2 separate regions of the Mus musculus genome follow, and region 2 is linked to region 1. The links are chromatin loops, found by intact Hi-C in ENCODE. Cell type or tissue: left cerebral cortex. All regions are shown on one strand. Links, peaks and the distances in the headings refer to the core of each region. The heading gives the core; the rest is flanking DNA.

Evidence for each region. A loop is a pair of places that touch in the nucleus more often than their neighbours do. Peaks named below come from ENCODE experiments on the same cell type or tissue, not always from the same donor. Only the 100,000 strongest peaks of a DNase experiment are listed, where the experiment ranks them.
Region 2: it touches region 1 in a loop (3.0-fold over the local background); 2 of 42 quality-filtered maps call a loop at or near these places.

The regions. Positions count from the first base shown.
Region 1 is chr14:33,576,851-33,582,237 of GRCm38, forward strand. No RefSeq gene overlaps it. Among named protein-coding and RNA genes, the nearest start is that of Ptpn20, 9.7 kb to the right of the region's middle. In left cerebral cortex, for the core only: a CTCF peak has its summit at 3,007 (motif pointing left); DNase peaks (open chromatin) are centred at 3,106 and 3,279.
Region 2 is chr14:33,378,316-33,383,702 of GRCm38, forward strand. It overlaps Mapk8 (mitogen-activated protein kinase 8), which reads right to left. Exons shown (of 12, transcript NM_001310454.1): 12 at 1-4,004. The coding sequence ends at 3,859. Among named protein-coding and RNA genes, the nearest start is that of Mapk8, 66 kb to the right of the region's middle. In left cerebral cortex, for the core only: no CTCF peak of the experiment used is centred there; a DNase peak (open chromatin) is centred at 2,764.

The sequences.
Region 1 (5,387 bases), core at 107-5,106:
TATATAATTATTCATGGTAGCTTTATTGGTAGTAGCACAAAACCAGGAAAAAAAACTGTGCCTTTCAACAAATAAATGGCCAAAGATTGATAACCCATATAAAAATGAATGGACCATTAGTACACACAACCAGGTGGATGGAACTCCAAAAACTTAATGCTGAGTAAGACAAAAGACAGTAAAATGTCTGATGCCATTTGGACAAGATTCTTAAAATGACAACATTCTAGAAAAGGGAGATGGAAGTTAAGGAGGATAGAGAGGAGAGTGGGAAGGCGTGTGTTGAGAGATGGCAACAGGGGATCATCCCCACAATGATGGAACTACCCTGTAATATTGGCTGTGGTATTATAGTGATTGTGTGCATCTCTGTGAGGAGAAAATTATATGGCATTTAGCACACATGAGTAAAAAAAATCAGAGAGGACCTGATCAGGATGGATGGGTTACAACCCATCCACCATTGTGGTATTGTATCACAGTTTTGCAAGATGCTACCATTTGGGCAAACTGGGCAGAGAGGATCCTCTGTGTTGTTTATTTCAAAACAAAAAGGTTTAATTAAACGAAGTGAGGAAATTCCAAACTCTACTTGAACTACTCCATGGCTGTCCCCCTATTCTGTCTGAATGGGTCCCGAAGAAAACTACAGATCTATATAGCCCAAGGGCAAAGCCAGTCAGCTGCATCGACTGACTGCATCTGCGTTGCCTATGACTGCTCACCAGTCTGTCTACATAATACTGTGGTACTTGTAGCAGTTTTTCACAAATTAAAATTATCTAAAGCAATTCTTTCTCTTTATTACATGAGGCCTGTTGCAGAATGCAATCATGGAGATAAAAGGAACCAAAAGAATATTGGAAAACCAGTATCTGTTTCATCTTGACATATATTTTTTTGAGCACTCAGTACATAGGCTAAGGAGATGATGAATGTGGGTATGGATATCTATGGGGATCCTGCTTGCTATGGAGGAGATGAAATACGAACACATGAAATAGTATTATATCCACAGCTTTGGTGCCAGAATGATGGTACACAAACCATCATATAAACAACAGGTACATTTTAAACTTAAAAGAAGTTGTCTACCCTAACCAGAGGGGTGAACCTTGAATGAGGAGAGTCATGTGTTATAGGGCATGGGGCAGTGGAAAGTTGAGGTAGAGGAGGAGCCAATGGGTGGGGCGGATTATGAGTGAAGAAGCTTGGATTCTCAGTTGCTGTTTGTTAGAGAATTCATATTGGAGAGAGTAATCGGCTTTATGCACTAGAGAAACAATTGGCAAAAGGAAGACAGGCCCAAATACAGTCAGACCAAATGATAATGGACTGAAACCTCCCAAAGTGAGAGTCTAAATAAACCTTTCCTCTTTTTGAAGCAGATAGTCTTAGATATTTTGCTACAGTAACAGAAAGCTGACTAACGCAGGGACTATTGAAGAATAATCTATTTGGTGATAGGTTTGGTTCTACACACTTAGGATTTGAGATTTCCCAAGATGCAGAGTATCATAGAGGTGAGGTTGTGTTGTACTCTTTTGCAGAGAATGTGATTACTAAGGCCTCAAAGAAACAAGAGCCATGGTTTTGTCTACCAGAGACTGTGTAGAAAGGAATCTAGAGATAGATGTGCTGCACACACTGATCAACTGTAGAGCAACAGTAGGAGCCTGGATGTGAGGTTAAGTAGGCACAACTGAGGGCCATCGGAGGAGCAGGAGCGGGAATGATGGATGCTGTAATCCTCTGCTTATTTTAGACTCACCTGTGGCTGACTGACCCTTGACCCTCCTTTTTGGTAAGAAGTTGTTCAAGATCAACAGGCTCCAAATTCTTTCTGCTTCTACTCTCTATGCCAGTGTGCTCTGACTAGGGATAGAATAGACTATGAATGGTCTTTTCAGCATCATGACATTCTTTTTCCTGTTGGATATGCTTGGCTGGCGGCCCTCGGAGAAATGCCTCTTGGTGGTGATAGAATGAACCACTGTATTTAATTCAGGGGACATATAGGTATTTGGAGGAGTGGGTGTTTTAGAAACATTCCTCTATGAAATCTATAGAAGCAATTTACAAGTAGTTATTTATGCACCCCACTGGGTAAATTCTGATGGCCTTCCCAGGACCTGAAGAGTAGAACTAATGTTAAGAGTCAGCCAAACGAAATCAGTGTTATGAAGGCCAGAGCAGGAAGATGGAGAGAACCCAGGTCTTTGGGACTATATGACTGAGCTTCTGAGCCAAATATCTAGGAGCTCTGCCCTGCAGTGGCTGCTGGAGACCTCATGGTGAGTGATTACCACAGCGGGTGGAGGCCATGTGCAATAAAGTTAGATGTGATTTCCTGCAGGGTGATACCTGAGAAACCAATGAGTATCTTTTACTCAACTCAATGACCTGCTGAACAACTGCAGAGGTGCCAGAACCTGAGTCTGGTGGGTAGGGCATGTGTCTAAGGAGAAAGGAGGGAGAAAGGCCAAGACTACAGAGCTCCCTTACCCACAGGTAGGAATACAGAATGGGGCCTAGCAATTAGTAAGCCAGAGTGAGCCTTATGCTGAAATGGGACTGTTCTGGGTACATTGTGGACCAGCCCGAAATGTTACAGGCAAGAGCCCAGTGGGGGAAAAAAGACACTAGGGCAAGTTTGAATGACACTGGAGAATAACACAAAGAAGTTGCACTCTGTTAAGTTTAAATAATACTAGACAATAAATTGGCAACATCTGAATTCCCTCTATAAAGCACAAGGCTTGGCTCTGACCAAGTAGTAACTCATAGGACCAAAAGCCCTGAGTCCAGCGTGTCTATTAGAACCTGGCAGTGTGCATTTAGCTTTGTGGTGTACCATTATTTTATAGTTAATATGTAGAACTGGATGTGGATATGCAAGAGTTTGTGGCAGGCCCTCATGTGGCAATCTCCAGGCAAAGCCCACAGTTTCCTTCCTTGAGCTTCCACTTGCAGAGAAATGGGTACATTGAAGCTGTAGATGGGTTAGTCGCCACCTAGTGGAACCATCATTTTATATTCATGGGGTATCTGCCATCTGCCAGGCTCAGGGACTAGGCATCCAGGAATCCAAGGCGAGGGAAGTGCATGTCCTCCTGTTCTTTAAATAAAATGGTTTTCAGTCTCTGCTGGGACTTTTATTGAAATTAGACTTCGCTCAATTTATTTTTATAGAGTCTTTTATGGCAAGTGTCTCAAAGCCGGGCAGGAAGAAAGCAGCACACAGAGAGGCCACACAGCTTCTTTTAAGCTCATGGTTCTCATCATCTCATATTTAGTTCTGGCTGTGAAGAATTCCATCCCAAAATAAACTGAGCAGCCAAGCAGAGGCTCGCACCAGGGGTGCTGTGGATGGTAAATGTCACTCAGGGGATTATTCTGTTTCTGTGTCACTATTTCTATTTTCCCATTTCTTCTCCTATGACAGGCTCCCACACTGGTCTGGGATTCACTCTGTAGCCTAGCCTGCCTGAGTCGCAGTCTCATTTTCTCTCTCTCTCTCTCTCTCTCTCTCTCTCTCTCTCTCTCTCTCTCACACACACACACACACACACACACACACACACACACAAACACTGTGGTGGTTTGAATATGTTTGGCCTAGGGAACGATACTATTAGTAGATGTGGCTTTGTTGGTGGAAGTGTGTCATGGTAGGTGTGGGCTCTAAGACCCTCATCCTAGCTGCCTGGAAGCCAGTCTTCTCCTAGTGGCTTTGAGATGAAGATATAGAACTCTCAGCTCCCTCCTGTACCAGGTCCGCCTGGATGTTGCCACATTCTCACCTTGATGATAATGGACTGAAACTGTAAGCCAGTCCCAATTAAAATGTTGTCCTTTATAAGAGTTGCCTTGGTCATGTTGTCTGTTCACGGCAGTAAAACCCTAAGACACATTCTTTCCCACACTGTGTGTGTGTGTGTGTGTGCGCGCACGTGTGTGCGTGTGTGTTTTGTGATGTGTGTGTATGATATATGTTGTATGTAATTATTAATGTAGATGTCCCCACATGTATGTGGACATGTATAGAAGGTAGAAGAAGGTGTTAGCTCATGTTCCATATTTATTCATGTATTTATTCATTCACTCATTTTTGTTGATTCATTCATTTGTTTGTTTATTTATTCAAGATCAGGAGTTTCACTATGAGCTTTAGGGACCTGCCAGTTCCACACCCACCCCTAGTGTTAGTATTTTAAACATGTGCCACTGTGTCCAGCTTTTCACTTCCCTTCTGGGGATCTGAACCCAGGTCCTCATACTTTTACAGCATGTACTTTATCAGCGAATCTCTTCCCCAACTTGGCTACAAACTCTTGATCCTTCTGCATAGAATTCCTGAATGCTGGTATTAAAGGTGTTTATTACCATCCTTAGGTTTGTGTCAGTATTTCTTGCTTTTTATTACCTGCTTTTCTAGGCTCTAAGCTCTGGAAAGCTCTGACCTTGAGCTTAAGCATGGGCCTTGGAGACTATGAAGAAGAACTATGCCAGCTATGGAAATTTGGCCCAGGCATAGGTTTCATTGTGTGATACAGACTTTAAATCCAATTAGGTTTCTTTCCTTATATCTAATTTAGTTCTATTGTTCTGCTGAATGGACATAGTTGTCGGCTCTTTGCAGGCAGGTCCAGGTGAGAGGAGAGAACCTGGTCTAACCCGGCCTGTTCTGGGCTGAGCGGGATGGCAAATATTGATGGCCCAAAAGAAACACACCAGGTCGGGAGTCTTGTCAAAGCAGGAACTCGCTTTAATGTGGCAGCAATTTTCTTATATAGACAGTGCAAGGAGGTGGGGATAGAAGTATGGGGTGAGATGACATATGGGGTGGAGTGAGATGATGAGGGGTGTAGGGTGATATCATGGGGCCTATAAGAAATTGATACATCAGTGGTAGTTAGGCGGAGGCAGTCTCATTCAGGGCAGTAGGTCGTGCTGAGTCATTCTCAAGTGAATAACAGGTCTTGAAAATCCAGCCAGGCTCAGGTTTGTCCTCAAGGCCCAAACCAAGGCCAAATTGGACCAAACACATAGTGATCAACGGATCCATAAGTTTTTATCTTTAGAGCCATAGATTAGTGTATCTCTCATTCCTCATTAAATGGCAATAAATACAGAGACCACAACTGGTCACATGCAGAGAATAAGTAACTTTGGAGTGCTTAGCTCTAAATGGGACCTTTGTGGGACAATGAACCATGCCAGGAAAATTGGTAAGATAGAGAGGATCTGAGACGCCAGCACTCAGGCTCTCGGGTTCCTTCCCACCCACCCGAGGTGCCTCCCTGCTCCCTGCCAGATTCCTGGCCTGGAGTATATACCACACTTCCCACATAAGGAAATGTGACACTTCCCACACAAGGAAATAG
Region 2 (5,387 bases), core at 111-5,110, 200 kb before region 1:
AAAATTTACTAAGATTTTCTCCTTCTGTAAAATGTAAAGCATGGACTGGTATCTCGAGCAGGTTTCTTACAAAAACAGTGAGGATGTCAATAAGCGTATGCAGCACAATTCCCCAGACACAGTGGAAGACTACACGGGACTGTCTCTTACTGACGCAAGGTTTGCACTTCACATGCTTACTGGTATTTTGTGAACAGTGGCTAGAAAGTATTCAACGCACATTTATAATTTACACTCAGTAAAGGTCAAACAGTAAGGGCTACAGCTTACTTGGGAAAGCATAGAAAATCAGTGTGAGGTAGTTCAATAAAAACCTAGTTTAATTTTAAGTCATTGTGAGAATAGGACATTGTGCAAAACTAATCCACAGGTAATATTTCTCAGGAGTTTCAGTAATGAAGAGAATCTAAACCAGAAGTGCCCAGAAAGTTGCTTACTAGACTCCCCTTAAAAGCAATTTGCCTAAGAGCAGTTACTTTGAAATTAATTAGGACACAATTTTCCTATCTTACCCCAAACCACACATTTCTGCTTCAATGCCCTTATCTCTTTCATCTTTCTTTCGTGCGATTAGGACAAATGTGCCTCCTGTGGTTCACAGGAAACACCCAAGAGATCAGTAGAAACACAATGCACACTAGAATATGCACACTAGAATGCAACAAGCCACGAGGCAATGCTGAAGAGGGCTACGGGTGAGAGACGGTGCTGGGTATTCTACTCACTGGTAAGACTTACTGGGGTCATGGGGCATCATGCATCCACTCTACACTAATGAGTGACTAATGAACAACACTCACAAACTACAACAGTATTTCTGAAAATATACTATGTTGTTGGTTTTTTTTTTCAATCTCAAAATGCCGTGCAGGCTAGCGCTGAGGCAACACTGATGATGTCTTCATGTGTGCGGCAGAAACTGGCCAATAATGTAAACCAAGTTCTTTTTGTAACTCAGGAAACAGCTTCCCTTGCCTACTGCTCATCCTATCCTGTCAAGTGTCTTTTCTACCTCCACGTCTTAGGGTAACAAAGTGAGATGAGCTCAGAACTGAGGGATAAGGCTGACAGGCAAGCTTTGTACACAACCAGCTTCTCTGTATTGGTGGGGACTACTGCTTCTCTTACTAGCCAGGTGTGAACACACTGGGCCTTTGCTTCTGGTGTGCACTCTTCTGAGATTTGGCAATCAGCAGCATGGCATGACACAGTAAAAACCACTAGCAAATAGCATTAAAGAGTGAGATGCTCTATAACAAAGCAATCCCAACAACATGCTCATCTTACAGATGGTCACTATGTATTAGTGGGTACGAGACCTGTAACCAGGAAGACATGTAGGAAGAATAAGGCTCTCTTTCCTAAACCATGAAGTGGAATGCTAATTCTCAGCTAAACAACTTTTAGACAGTAAGACAATGGGTATCATAAGTATATATAATTGAAAAGTCAAATTATAGGGTGGCTTAATAAGTACTGATAGACAGAAATGTTATTTGTAATTTCTTAAAAAAATACTTAAGATGCTTTAAGACTCTAAAAGTACCAGTAGGATTTATGTTAAAAGATTTAAACACAGTGGTGTGTTTTGTGTGTGTGTGTGTGTGTGTACAGTGGATCTTAATGTGTTGGGCACATGTTTAACAAACAGACCTTGCTTTTAGGTATACTCTGTTAGGTATTTCAGCTTACATTAAGCATTGAGAGCTTGTTGTTTTTTTTTTTTTTAAATTTAACTGAAACATGATTGCTGGCAAGTGGGAGCTGGCAATTACAACAGATGAGACAATCAAACAACTAGTATTCCTTACTTACCCGAAATCTGAATGAAGAAGATGGCTTCTCAGCAATCAAACACAAACACAGAAAACTAACTACAGCATATCAGCTGGTAAGTGCAATAGTGACACATTTTATCACGGCAAAACCAAAACCAGTTAGATGCAAAACTAATATAAAATAAGAACACACTCATGCTCCAATTTCTGCTAAAATCCTGACTTCAACCTTGTATTTCTAGAACCAAGAGGCGTAACAGTCTCAAATTCATACTTGTCTAATAAAATAAATGCACCATGTTGTACATATAGAAAAGGAATCACTAAAAGATGGGACGCTAGAAATCTTGATAAACTTGCTATGTTTAAAAAGGTAATATCTTAATCTTAAGTATTGCACATTAACAAGACTTAAAATAGCTTACTTGAAAGTAATTGTACACTAAATGTTTTTAAAAAGCAACCAAAAGAAGAAAAATCCAAAAACCAAAACAAAAGAACCTGCTAAGCAACCTTTCAGAAATCTGCCAAGCTGTGCCCGCTCTTACTCCTGCTGATTGTGAGCTCCAAGGGGCTCCGGGCTCCTTCCTACAACCTTGCAGCTCATGAAGTATGCATTTCCCAGTTCATTACATGAAATCCCTCTTGTTCCAGATAATACCAAAGGTGCCTGGGCATTATAGACATCATTTCAGAAATAATGAGACCTTGATGACATTTTACTTAGGAAAATTCAGTTACAGAGAAAGGATTCTGCAGATATAAAATGTAAACAGTTAACACACACTTGTCAGGAGCAGCACCATTCTTACACTACTCAACGTCCATACTGGAAATCAGATATAAAAAACCAAAGACTCAGATGAAAGAACCACCACTATGCCTGCTCTGCTCACTGTGAAGAAACAGTCCTTAGAAAATGACATCCTACATATGGCTGTGTGCTACTATTTTCAGATGAACGGCATATTGCTCATTTAAATGTCACCTACACAAGTTTAAGTAGGCTTTGGAACCTCCTGACAGCTAGTAGAAACAGGATAATGCTACAGGTAGAATCAAATGGCCAGAAACACCACAAACTGGTGCTCAACAGACTGACCCGCTAAGGAACAGGAACTGGGAAAGGCCAGAGGCCAGAAGCTGTCCAACAGGGAAAGTCCAGGCTCGTGGCCAATGCCAGGACCTACAGCCTGAGGAGATTAACTCAGTGTCTACAGAAGCAGGCTCGTAGCCAGGACAGGGGAAGCATCTGTTGATCTCCACGGAAATGTAGATTCATGAAGTGTCCTCTTAACTTTGTGTGATCAAAAGCTTTAAGCATGCCACAGATGATCAGAATATACCACATTCCTTAGTTTAAGTTTTTCTTGGGTTGGTGTAGGAGATTCAAAATGGAGAAGGATGTGCCCAGCATCTTTAAAGACATGCTCTGAGTTATTCTGCCATTAGATAAGGTGTTTGCTAAAATTTAGGTAAGGTTGCCTACCAATTGTTTTAACTAAGTTGGGATTGGCAAGTAGCAAATATTGGAGGTTTCTTGATGCGTTCATCATTTACAGTAGTTATTCCTGAATATAACTGGCTACAGGTTATTTTCCCTTATTCCTCTGGGGTTATTTCATTGATAAGCACATAACCCTGAAGGATAGCATCATGAACAAACATCTGAAATAAATTCTAATAAAAAACTTATAAACATCTTAAATAATTCATGATATATGCAAGTCACCACATAATAGTTGCTTTGATAAACAAAAATTTTACAAATTCAGTAAAAAAATCAGCAGCATAAGATAAAGCAAATATGCAAAATTTAAACCATGATAAAATAATTAGGTTTACATTATACAGTTAATTACAGCAAAAATACAATACAGTTTTGTTGCTGTTTAAAAACACAACTTAAGTTTTAAATTACAACACTTGAAATTAAAAAAAATAAACTACTTTACTACAAAATGAATTCTACATTTTCTGAAAAATCACTCAAAAATATGACCACTGAATTGTTTTTAAAGCAGTTCTATCAATGACTAACCAATTCCCCATCCCTCCCACCCACCCAAGGCCCAAGTAGTCATCTACAGCAGCCCAGAGGTCCAGCTGATGCTTCTAGACTGCTGTCTGTATCCGAGGCCAAAGTCGGATCTGTGGACATTGAAGACATGTCATTGACAGACGGCGAAGACGATGGATGCTGAGAGCCATTGATCATTGCTGCACCTGTGCTATGAGAAACAAAACAGCAAACCAGTTGCAGAGAGAGTTGCAGACCGGGCTGCCTGGCCTGTGCTACCTACCTTCAGGGTCTATAGACTTCTCCTGGGCTTACGGGTTGCTGAATCGTATTGAACCCAGCACTAATGTTCTCTTATGCACACAAACTACGAAGGGAGAATTGTGAAAATGTCTAGAAACCTATACTTGTTTTCCTTTCCATAATGCATTTTTAGTTTAAGACAAGAAGTTAAAATCCAAGTAACATGGAGAATGGCCCTACAGCAAGATCCATAAATGGGCCTCAGGGTGTGTTCCAAAAGAGTTGAGAGTACATACAAAACTGCTTACACTTCATTTTGTTGGAGAGAAGATCTCTAAGATCCAAGTAACTAAAAACAGCCTGAGAACTAAAATAGTATAGAAAATTACTTTTGATAGTCTCACAAAAACCACAGTGTTCAAGTGATACTCCTGGGTCCATCTTACAAAGTAGAAGCCAACACAAAAGAACAGCATCTTAAAAAAAAAAAAAAAAAAAAAAAGCCGGGCAGTGGTGGCACACACCTTTAGTCCCAGCACTTGGGAGGCAGAGGCAGGTGGAGTTCGAGGTCAGCCTGGTCTACAAAGTGAGTTCCAAGACAGCCAGGGCTACACAGAGAAACCCTGTTTCGAAAAACCAAAAAAAAAAAGACCAGCATCTGATCAGGAGGGACCTGAACCAAGTGGCCAGTCTACAAGAGAGTGTGTCACTTACCAGGTAACCAAAACAGCCTAGTAGGTAAACTCAGGCATACTTTGACCCAGGTAAATACCAGGCAAAAACAAATACAAACTTACTAAACAGAGAGAAAATGCTTTTCTCTGTGAAAAAGCAGTATCGAACAAGCATTTCATGCATTTAAAAAATGAAAAAGCTCAAAAACCAGGAAAACCTATGGAGAGACAGAAATCCTTTTAAGGGGGAAGCCTCATTCAGAGGGAAGAACATGTTAAAGCATCTCAACAAGATGGAGCAACTTTCAAGCCATAAGCTCACTAAATAGAAGTACAAGAACTTAAGTTCTCAAAAATACATATACAGAACAAAAACAGTGTGTAGTGCTCAGGGCCCCAAGATGCTAAAGCCGAGCAGGCAGGACTCTGCTGACGCACTTGTCCCCCTTCTGTACAGTGATGAGCAGAACACTGAGAGACAAGAGGTCCTCAGAAGCTTGTATTCAAGTGTGACTAACGTACTAAAAAGAACGTCAGAACGTGATGGCACACATAGCAAATTTAGCAAATTTTGTGGTGAAGTTTTTATCTATTCCAACTGAAGACTTTTCAAAGCAAAGAATAAGGAACTCTAAGGGATTTTTTCTTATTTAAAGACATGGCTGTGGTGTC